Linked DNA regions of Homo sapiens: region 2 is linked to region 1. A link is a loop called in an ENCODE intact Hi-C map of the cell type or tissue named here. Cell type or tissue: adrenal gland. All regions are shown on one strand. Each heading gives the region's core, and the rest is flanking DNA. Links, peaks and the distances in the headings are about the cores only. Region 1 has its middle 16 kb from the start of GCOM1. Region 2 has its middle 150 kb from the start of POLR2M.

What was found. A loop is a pair of places that touch in the nucleus more often than their neighbours do. Peaks named below come from ENCODE experiments on the same cell type or tissue, not always from the same donor. Only the 100,000 strongest peaks of a DNase experiment are listed, where the experiment ranks them.
Region 2: a loop joins it to region 1, with 5 times the contacts of the local background. A loop is called at or near these places in 40 of 110 quality-filtered maps.

The regions. Positions count from the first base shown.
Region 1 is chr15:57,572,827-57,578,211 of GRCh38, reverse strand. No RefSeq gene overlaps it. Among named protein-coding and RNA genes, the nearest start is that of GCOM1, 16 kb to the left of the region's middle. In adrenal gland, for the core only: no CTCF peak of the experiment used is centred there; no DNase peak of the experiment used is centred there.
Region 2 is chr15:57,857,876-57,863,260 of GRCh38, reverse strand. No RefSeq gene overlaps it. Among named protein-coding and RNA genes, the nearest start is that of POLR2M, 150 kb to the right of the region's middle. In adrenal gland, for the core only: CTCF peaks have their summits at 1,815 and 2,014 (motif pointing right); no DNase peak of the experiment used is centred there.

The DNA.
Region 1 (5,385 bases), core at 265-5,264:
AGCTGGCTCGGCATATCATTCTGTTTGGACAGTTTGAAATGAGGGTCAGAATAGACCCTAACTTCAGCCAACTAAAAAGTTGTAGCCTTTCTCGCTGGCCTATTAGGGAAGATCTGATTATTCTATTTCAGGAAGAGGAACAGGAGAAGGAGTCAGGGAAATAAATTGCACTACTTTGCAGAATTGCATAGCTTCCTTCCTTCCTTCCTTCATTTATTTACTTGGCCATCTCTTCGTTTACTAACTCAATGGACATCCAGTTATTGAGTACTTTCAATGTGCCCAGTATTGTCCCAGGGTTGTAGGAAATACAAGGATGCATAAGACTCACCATTGCCCTGGAGAAGCTTGCAGGTGGGAGCGGGGCAGTGGGGAAGAAAGGCAGGGTTGCATGAAAGAATTATGTGTTTGTGGACCTAAGAGGGTAGTAGAGAATGTGAGACAGACAGGATGGCATGGACGGGGTTGGGCTAGCCCCACACTCATAGTTCTTATGGTTGCCATGAATTTTGCCATTACATTTTATCCTGAAAGCGCTAGGAAGCCACTGAAACATTTTAAGCAGAAAAGTCCAATAAGACAAGACTGTAAGTGGCACCACCAACTATGAACGAATGAGGGGTGACGGTAAAGAACATGACCTATCCAGTTTATAACCCAGGCATGAAAATGTGCCATAAAGACTCCATAAATATTTGTTGAATAATCAATGAATTCATGAAGATGTTTCAGAATAGCAGGGGAGATGTAATTTCTGGAGATAAGAGGATAGGAGGGATTGGGACCTTCTGGAGTCTGGAAAAGGTTTGTAATAATCACAATAGGAATCCAAGAGATAATAAGAAAATGATGAATAAAATGATTGCCAAGCCGATCAACATTATTAGCCATCAGGGATATGCAAATCAAAATTACAATAAGACACTACTTCACATACATGAGTGGCTATAATTAGAAAGATAATAACAAGTGTTGGTGAGATATGGAGAAATCAGAACCCTCATTTGCGCTGGTGGGAATGGAAAACTGACTGATCACTTTGGAAAACAGTCTAGCAGTTCCTCAGATGGTTACATATAGACTTAACATAGGTCCAACAATTTTACTGTCAAGTATATATCCAAAAGATACATACCAAAGATATATATATATAAGTCCACTCAGAAATTTGTACACAAATTCTCATAGCAGCATTATTCACAACGGTCAAAAAGAGCAAACAACCCAAATGCCCATCAACTTATAAATGAAGAAGCAGTATGTAGTATGTTCACAAACAGCATGTTATTTAGTCATGAAAGGGAATTGAGTACTGATACATTCTACAAGATGGGTGAACCTTGAAAACATTATGCTAACTGAAGAAAAGCCAGTCACAAAGACTATATCTTGCATGGTTTCGTTTGTATGAAATGTCTGTAATAGGCACATCCAAAGAGGAAAAAAAAAGTATATTAGTGATTGCCCAGGTCTGGAAGGACTCCTAAAGAGTATGGAATTTCTTTTTAGAATCATGAATATGTTCTAAAATTGATTGTGGTAATGGTTGCACAATTCTGTAAATATTCTAAAAACCATTGGTTTGTACACTTTAAATGGGTGAATTGTATGGTACGTGAATTATAGCGATACACATATTTGTGGATAAAACTTTTACACACACACACACACACACACACACACAGTGATTGCCAGACCATGGGGAGTCCGGCAGGGGAGTAAGTATCATGACTTTGTAGCGGAGCCAATCAGTCTGATTTTCTTACTTTCTCTGAGCAGTCTCAATGGTTGAGGGGAAAACAGCACATGAAAAGAACAAGTCAGTAATAAGCAACAAGAGTTAACAGTTGCTGAGAGCATCTACAGACCAGACACTATAGAAAGCTTTGTCCACATTCTCTCATTTTATGTTACACATGTCTATGTACATATATACATATATATTCTATCACATCCTTCCAATAAGGTAGATGCTCTCATAAAGTCAATGTTGCCTCCCTGAGCGTGGGAGCTGGAGCCAGCGGCTTGAGTGGAGGGTGATATGTTAATGCACCAGGAGGGGCCCAGGCACCTGTAGTCTCAGGAAGGGTAAAGAACTGGTTCTGAGAGTGGAGCAATGGCTTGCAGAGCTGCACATAACCTGAGGAATTAGTGGTTGCCGCTCTGACTGTGAGTTCTCAGAGATGGGATAGTTTGAAGCATGGTGCCTTCCAAGCTGAGGAGGAAGTGGGGCTGAACAAAGGGCGAGGGGTTTGGTCACAGGGCTGTGACAGCCATGACAGGTTGCTCATCATCCCCAGTGGCGACATGATGGAAGTCTTCCAAATCTCAAAATTCTATGAATTTCAAGGGGATGGACATGTCGAGGACACATCCCTGGAGGAAAGTGAAGGGGAACTCCATCACCTACCAACCAAATGTGGAGACGGAACATGCAAGAACCAGGACCCTGACGAATACAATTGCTTCTGTCAGTGGTTCCCAAACTCTCCATTGCCAAGGACATCTTTCAGTCACACTCGCTATGAATAGCACATTTGGAAAGTTTTTGTCTATCCAATTACATTTTAATGAGTAATTAATTTGTTTTCAACATTTCTATTAATCAAGGAGATTAACAATTGCCAATTAGAGCTTCTAACGAGCTGAGACCACCAACCTTGCCTGGCTGGATTGCTGTTGGCCCCAAGCCAAGAAGCAATGATCCCATCAGCCAAGGCAGCAGTGCTTGGGAAGCTGTACATTTTCTTTCCGTCAAGCTTTTCAGAGTAGCGGAATGGCCTGCAGGTCCCCATGAGAACATCACCAGGCCCAAAGGGTGCATAGAGCCTTGTGTCAGGAATCATTGTCCTCATCTTGTCCCCCATGGCCTGGGCCGTCTTGCCAGCAGGCAGAGCAGAGGGAGGGGCAGCTATAGGTTGGGCCAGGATTTGCATCCCTGAAGGACAATGTGGTAATTAACATTAAACAGAGGCTAAGATATTGAGATTTCATACGCATCTTTCCCCAAATTTCTAAAGTTGTGCCAAGACTGTGTGATTTTGTTCTTTTCAATAAAGGCAATCTGTTAGGTTTAGAGTCTAGAGGGGAAAACCAAAAGAACGTGAGCCATTTTTGTAATTTTAATCTTTCTAATAGCCATATTTATTGACAATAAAAGGAAACAGGTAAACTTGATTTTACTCATATATTTTATTTAACCCAATATATTGAAATATTATCATTTAACATTAATATTATGTTACTAGTAAAATAGTAATGAGATATTTTACATTTTCTTGTACTAAATCTTCAAAATTCATCGTGTATTTTACACTCAGGTCATTTCAATGTGTACTGGCTACAATGTGAGCACTCAATAGCTGCAGGGTGGTAGTGGTTACAAAGCTAATAAGAAGAGGAACTGGAATTGGGACCCCCAAGGGGGAACTGGGACCCTGTTCCGACCTCCAAGTCAGTTCTGTCCCTGCTGCTATGCAAGAACTATTTTTGTTCCAACACAAGTAAATGACTTCTCTGAAGATATCCTTAAAGCTTACCCAGGCCAGCCCCCCACCCAAGGTGGAGGGGCCTATTGATGTGGCCTGGAGTTCACGGGAACATCATAGCACAAGATAAACTCGCTCAAAGAAGACATCAGGGCCAAGATGACAGACTTCAGGGCTACTCGCTCTGTTGCCCAGGATGGAGTTCAGTGGCTCAATCACGACTCACTGCAGCCTCAACCTCCCTGGGCTCAGGGGATTCTCTTGCCTCAGCCTCCCAAGTAGCTGGGACTACAGGCATATAGCATCACACCTAGCTAACTTTTGTATTTTTTTGCAGAGAAGGGGTTTCGCAAACTCCAACTCAATTAGATGAATTCTGGCTCCATAAGAAGCATGTGTTTCCCACTGGGGCCTCCCCTCCGACCTTCCAGAACTTGGCACTCAAACTAGGTATATCTTATCCCTTCCCCAAGTCCCTGTCTAGCTGCTCTATCCACGTACAAACTCAGAGGCTATTTTCTACCATGCAGACTGGGATTCAGAGGAAGAACCTGACACAGGCAGGGGAAGCAGAGGAAGCAATGGGGAGAAAGAACTTGCAGGGTTCCTGCAATGTCCCCATCCCTGATTCAAATTCCCTGTTCGTGGGCTCTGTGAGACATCCCTCCAACCATAGAACAAGTTCTTTCTGCCACTTGAGGTCATCTCAGTGAGTTTTGGATGATTGCAGCCAATTGACCCTAACAGCTGGGCCTCACTCAGAGGCCCAGGAGTGGGCTCCAGTTGAGCAGAAGCCTGCGGCCTTATTTCTGCTTCCTCTTCTAGATGGCAGTAGGGCCACCCCAGTTTGTCCCCACATCCCATCAGCATTTCTGAGGATTTTGTTCAGTCGTATTACAAGTTTACTGGGGTCCTGCCATGGAGGACCTAAGGCCTCTGTGGGCCTCTGTCCTGTCTACTCCACATTCAGAGCCCTGGCTCTCTTCCTGTGAGTCCCAAGCTGCCCATCAAGTCTTCTCTGATCCCCAGTTGGAACACATGCTCCTTCTGCATTCCCACCCCTGTTACTGCATCCCAGGCTTCACCGTTAAGCTCCTACTTCCTTCTGTCCTCGCTTTCATTGGAAAGCTGATTGGATAGCCAGCTTCCTCACTTAGTTGTGGGTAAGGACAATATTAATCACCTTTTATTTTCTCAGGTTTCTCCCCACACATCTCCTTCCCTGTGCCTACGAAGTAGTAGGTGCTCAAATGTGTTGACTGAAGGAAGGACAAGATGAAAGGAGAAAAGGAGTGAAGGAGGAAGCAAAGAAAGGACGCTTCAGCCACTTAGTTAAAGTATAAGATAACATCTAGTGTAATTCAATTCTAGACCAGACTGCCTGCAGGAGAACCTCACCAAGAGGAGCCAGCCAGCAAGGGAATTGCAGCCTGCATGGTGCAGACAAAACAGCCCCGGAATGGCATCTTTTTCAGGGAAATCAAAAGGTCTTAAGCAGCGAGCTCCCATCATTCAGATCCTGAATGCTCTAAGGGGATCATACAACTGCAATTCACTTCTGCATATGCATCTATTACGGTGTTCACATCTGAGTGCAGCACAGAAACAGTCTTTTTTTGTTGTGTTTTTGTTTGTTTGTTTTGAGATGGGGTCTCACTCTGTCGCCCAGGCAGGAGTGCAGTGGCTCAATCACGGCTCACTGCAGCCTCAACCACCTCAGGCTCAGATGATCCTTCTGCCTCAGACTCCCAAGTAGCTGGGACTACAGGCACACATCACCACACCTGACTAATTTTTGTATGCTTTGAAGAGATGGGGTTTCACCATGTTGCCCAGGCTGGTCTCAAACTCCTGAGCTCAAGCGATCTGCCTCCCTTGGCCTCCCAAAGTGCTGGGG
Region 2 (5,385 bases), core at 140-5,139, 290 kb before region 1:
CTGCAGGCTCCAGATGGGTGTGCAGTGCAGATGCTTCTCCTATGTTCCCCCAGGCTTCCATGGGACAGGAAGGGATTGTCACGGTCATTGTGTTTCCTGCTGCATAAAACTGGCTGGAAATGAAGATTCCTTCATTCCCTGTGTCACTCTGGAGATTGTGCCTCTGGACGCAATGGACCAGAACTCAGGACACACCCAGTCCCTTCCCAGCATGACCTTCCTTGGGATGTGCCATGTGGCGTGCAGACATCACATGGCAGCACCTGTGTGTGGGAGGAGAGCATTCATGCTCATGTCTAGACACTAGCCAGATGACGACACGAGCCTGCTCTTGGTCTCCTCGTTGGCCAGCTGAGGATGCGGAGGAAAAGACAATGACAAGAATGTTACAGAACCTGTGGGTTCCCTTAACAGCCTTGACCTTGAAGACTCTCTGCTGCTTATGTTTTCACTGGTTTTATTTTTGCTTGTTTATATTCCCAGCTTGTCTTGGAAATTCTCTTTCACAGCATATTTCGCCCATTTTGATTTTCAAAACCATATTTAGCAATTATATTTCACACTTCATCAGATAGAAATGGTTCCACTGAACTTCATTCAAACCACCAACCCTCTCAGGTCCAAGTAATGCAACTCCACTTGGAATTCTGTCTACTGCCATGGGCAGGGATGGGAATCTTTGTGTCGTTTCTGCATTGTTATTTGGATAAAAATGACACACCTCCAAAGCTTAAGTCTGGCATCAATTTGAAAGTTAACCCAACACCAACTTTTATTTGTGAAACATTTGATTTTACCTTTCTAGAATCCATTCACCAAATGGACTTCCTGAGGGTTTAAAATTGGCACCTTTCTTTTCTTTCATATTGTCCAGTCAGCGCTTTTAAAATAGAAAAGCGGGAAGTACCAGTAGAAAAAAGATTAGGGCCCTCACTTTAAATAAACGACACAGCTTTATTACTTCCCATGGTTGTCTTCGTAATAACCTTGAGAGACCAAAAGCTTTTAGAGATTCACATTGTGCATGCCATATATCATCCTCAAGGCCATTTTGGCCTCTCAGATGATTGCAGAAAGATGAGTGTATTGATCAATCTCATCCCTATTTTCAAATCTGTCTAAATGAAAATGAGAAACTGCATCCTTTTAGTTAGGAGATTTATGGTGATATTTCTATTCAGCCCAAGCACGAGTAACACTACAAAGACCTGTGATCACATGGAATGAGATGGTTAGATGACTCATCTATGGCTGTCAGAGGTTTATGGTGGCCAACTTCCCAGAATGGAGTGTATCTCAGTCCACATCTGGTGTAGGAAGTTTATTGAGAGTCTGGATTTTGTATTTATATGGCTTCCATTACCTGTTTTAACTAGGTGTTAACTTGATAAAACAAAAAACTTCAATGATAGGATTGTCTTTTTCTCATTTTTATGAACTTCTAAAAATGTTTTCAAGAGCCAAATTGTAGGAGACTTGTTTTTCTTTCTTTCCTTCCTTCCTTTCCTTTTTAAATTATGATTCTGATTTTCTGGGTTTAAGGTTTGATAATTTTCTTCCATTGTAATGAAATGTTTAACGTATTTTAAAGTTCTTCAGCAGAAAAAGCAGAGGGTTAACAATGACAAGTCAGACCAACTCCTTCTTACCACACAAGTTCAAGTTCCAGCTGTAGTTCCAAACAAGTTACAAAATTGACTTATGAAAATTATTTAGCTTCTTTGAAACTGGTTCCTTATTTGTAAACTAGGGATAATAAAAATCTGCCTTGCAAGATTGCTGTGAGGATCCAATGGGAAGATCTATCTGAACACCTTTGGTAAAATGTTGGTTATATTATGATCTCGGGTAACTCAGAAAAACATTGGCTATAAATTACTCCCTTTAGGTTCATTCATGCTACAGGATAGTCACAAGCTAACTCTATCAGATTATATATTTTACGCTATAGGTCAATGCCACTCTATCTCATTCATACGTTCAACTCTTGTTCCAATGCCATGAAATACCAGTTACTCAGTTTGACCACAAGAGGGCGCAAAGCCTTTTTCATTTTCTTTTTCTCAAGAGCTTGAGCCATTAGACAAAATTCTTATACTGTGATACCTACTAAAGCAATAAGTAAATATATCGAAATAAAAGTAAGCTGATGGTCCGTGGTCTGTGTCTCTTTTAAAAATGGCTCAGAAGAAGACAGAAAATGTATCTCTTAACTCAAAAGAAAATGTATAAAAATGTGCATGTATATATGTGAGTATACATACATACCTTTTCTAACTCCATCCACTGAGAAGACCTAGAAGTAATGACAACCCAATAGCAACAAGCACACCTAGCACCCAGATCTTGGTTTCTAAATACCATTCTCCAATAAAATAAGCCAGAACTCACTGGAGAAGTGGTTGATTCCAGAGCTGGGTCAGGTACAACGTAAGATAAGCTTGAAAAATAATGTAAATGCTTCAAAAAAAATGATGTCTACATGTCAGAAGAACACAGGAACCAACTTGAAGGAACTCCCAATGACCAAAGCTGGAACAATCTGAGCAACAAAATACATAACAGTAATAAAATAAAATAACCATGAATCCAACTGATACAAATAAATAATTGAATAAGTAGAGAAGGGAGAAGAAACAGCTCTTCTGACAGTGTAATTCCAATGAATAAATGCAGAAGAGATAATGGAAATGGAAAATCACTTCTAGACAAACACAACAGTAATAGTTATTGTTAGCAAGAACTATCAGTGGTTGCTAAAATTAGTGGGTGAGAGTTTGATTAAAAAGTAGGACACTGGCACAGTTTCAAAAGATCTTCCTGTAAGACACTTATTACTTATAAAGGAAAAACAGTAGCTTCATAGTGGAAAAAAGTGGATGCTACCTTAACCAAGTAATCACTTAACATCACCAGTTGCAAGGCACACTAACATTATGTGCCTCCTGATATGATACACTGAGAAGGACCCAGCAACACTTCCATGGTATTTTGCCAAATATACATAACCTCAGCCTAAATCATATGAGTAATCCAAATTGAGGAAGACTGTGAAAAATAACCGAACGGTATTTTTCAAAGTAACACGAAAGACTGAGGAACTGTTAACACATTAGAGGAGATTAAGGATGCATGACAACTAACTGCAATGTCAGATCATGGATTGAACCAGATAAAGGATGTTAGTTGGGAAATTCGTAAAATTTGAAGCTCTGAGACTGCAACAGTCTTCCAAGAAACTGTGCCTCAAACCAAGTAGTATTCAGCTGCTCCACCAACATGGAACCAAGGCCTCTTGGAACCAATCTAGGTTTGATGTTCAACAGGTTTGCCCCTAGCAGGTTTGCATCAGCACAGATTTCTGGGTACCCATTCTGCTGGGGTGGACAGTCTGTTCTGACTGGTTGAGCCTTTCCCATGATGATTGCTAAGCAGTTGAGCTATTCCTCCTGGGCTTATCAAATAGGCCATAGTAATTGTAAAATATTTTTATTTTACAATTTTTATCTTACTCATTTCTGCTTTTAGCGCATTGTGGTCAATATGACCCGTGTCTTTATATGGCTGATTTTGAGCCTTTTAAATTTTTTGCATGTTTTGCTTTTTTTTTCTTTTTCTTTTCTTCTTTTAGCTTTTCTTTCACTTTTAAAACACCTTCTTTCTGAAAGTGTTTAGGAGTTTCCCTTTAATCCTTGGAGTTCTCACATCATCTCAAATCACTAATTCTTTCTTTATTACACACTCCTCTTGACTCACCCTGGCTCTGCTCCTGTATCTGGCGTTACCTCTACTGCTGTGCCCACACTAGGAAGCACACCTTCGCTCCTCACTGGGCAGGCACACAAAGATTCTTGTAGAAAAAGCTGTTTTTCTCCAAAGGCTCAGCCAAACACTCTAAAGGATGGGAGAGTAAGGAGAGTGTTGGGTGAAGGCAGGGTATGAGTAGTTTGTTACTAGAAGCCTTCTGCCTTCAGGTCATGCCACTCCTGTTGCTGATCTGTGTAACTGCTGACTCTGTGTTTGTTTCTCTAGGCTGGGAAAAGCCAACCTTACCTGTACAGGAGCTTTCTCCTGTAACTGCTTTAAGACACTGTTGGGTTTTTTTTTTCCCTGCCATTAACATTATTCCATCTTCATTATTGCCTAAAAATTCAGTATCTGATGGTACTAATTTCTGTCTTCAAGCACTATTTATACTTTATTTTTTCTGTCACTTCAGAGCAGTTTTTGGGGGAAAAAAAAACTCATCTTGAATTAGAAATCCAAGGTTCTACACTCGCTCACCTCAACTAGTTTTACTTTTTTCTTTTCTTCCTATCCCATTAAAAGCATTTATGTCAAATAATTTGGTCTTTACCTTTCCTTATCTTTTTTTACTACTAGAGAATATTACCCAGAATATAGATTCTCATCTGTGCCAGCTAACCCTTTGGCATGTTGATTTTTTTTTTTTTAAATAAAACCCTAGCTGGCTTATTCTGCAAACATTGACTGATGACCTGTGTGACAGACATTCTGCTTGGGATCATTAACCCAGTTCTAAGACATAGCTTATAGCCAAACATATAGTTCCTCTGTGATTAAATAACAGTAAAACCGTGAATAATACACAATATTTCCTCCTTGTTGAAGACTATCATAGACTCCTAGGGCATTTCTCAAGGTAAAATCATCCCAAACCCTAGATCACATATGACTGTCACATCTGCCGCAAAATGAGAGGCTGCCACAGATACCTGGGTAGAAATGATTATGAACATTGAGTAGCTGCCTAAATAACTAGAAAACTAGGATTGATTGATAGACATTTGTAAATTTTTCCCCTACACAGTAAAAAATACAAAGGCTACTCCAATCCTGGGGGTTGCCCCAGAAGAGAGGAGCCTTTGGTCAGGTAGAAAACAAAGGAAACATATTCCTGATCTTGGATCTTAATTAGTTGCCTCTAAAGAAGGAGTTAATAGTTGCCACTGACACCAACAGTTGTCTAAGGTATGGAAAACTGTCCCAAAGTTCTTGGGCAGAGGAGTCTAAAATCTTGGGGAAACTTTGGGCCTGAGGACATCTCTAATTTGTTAGTGGGGTAGCAATTTCTATTTGGTCAGAGGGCTGTTGTCACTTGGAGGAGGTGCATGTTTGGCAGAACATCTTGGGTAGGAGGAAGGAGGGGCAATGAAAACAGCTGTGGGGAGACTGCACCAGAGAAGGAGAAAATGTTTTGAAACCACAAGCATCCTACTAACACTTCAAAGACCTCCTTCATGACAATAATACCCTTTGGACATGGAGTGGAAGAAGAGTTAAGCACTCCAGGGTTCAAGTTTCTTGCAAATTTAGAAATGGTGTCAAGAGAAGGGATTCCCTGTCACCCATCGTTTAACCTTA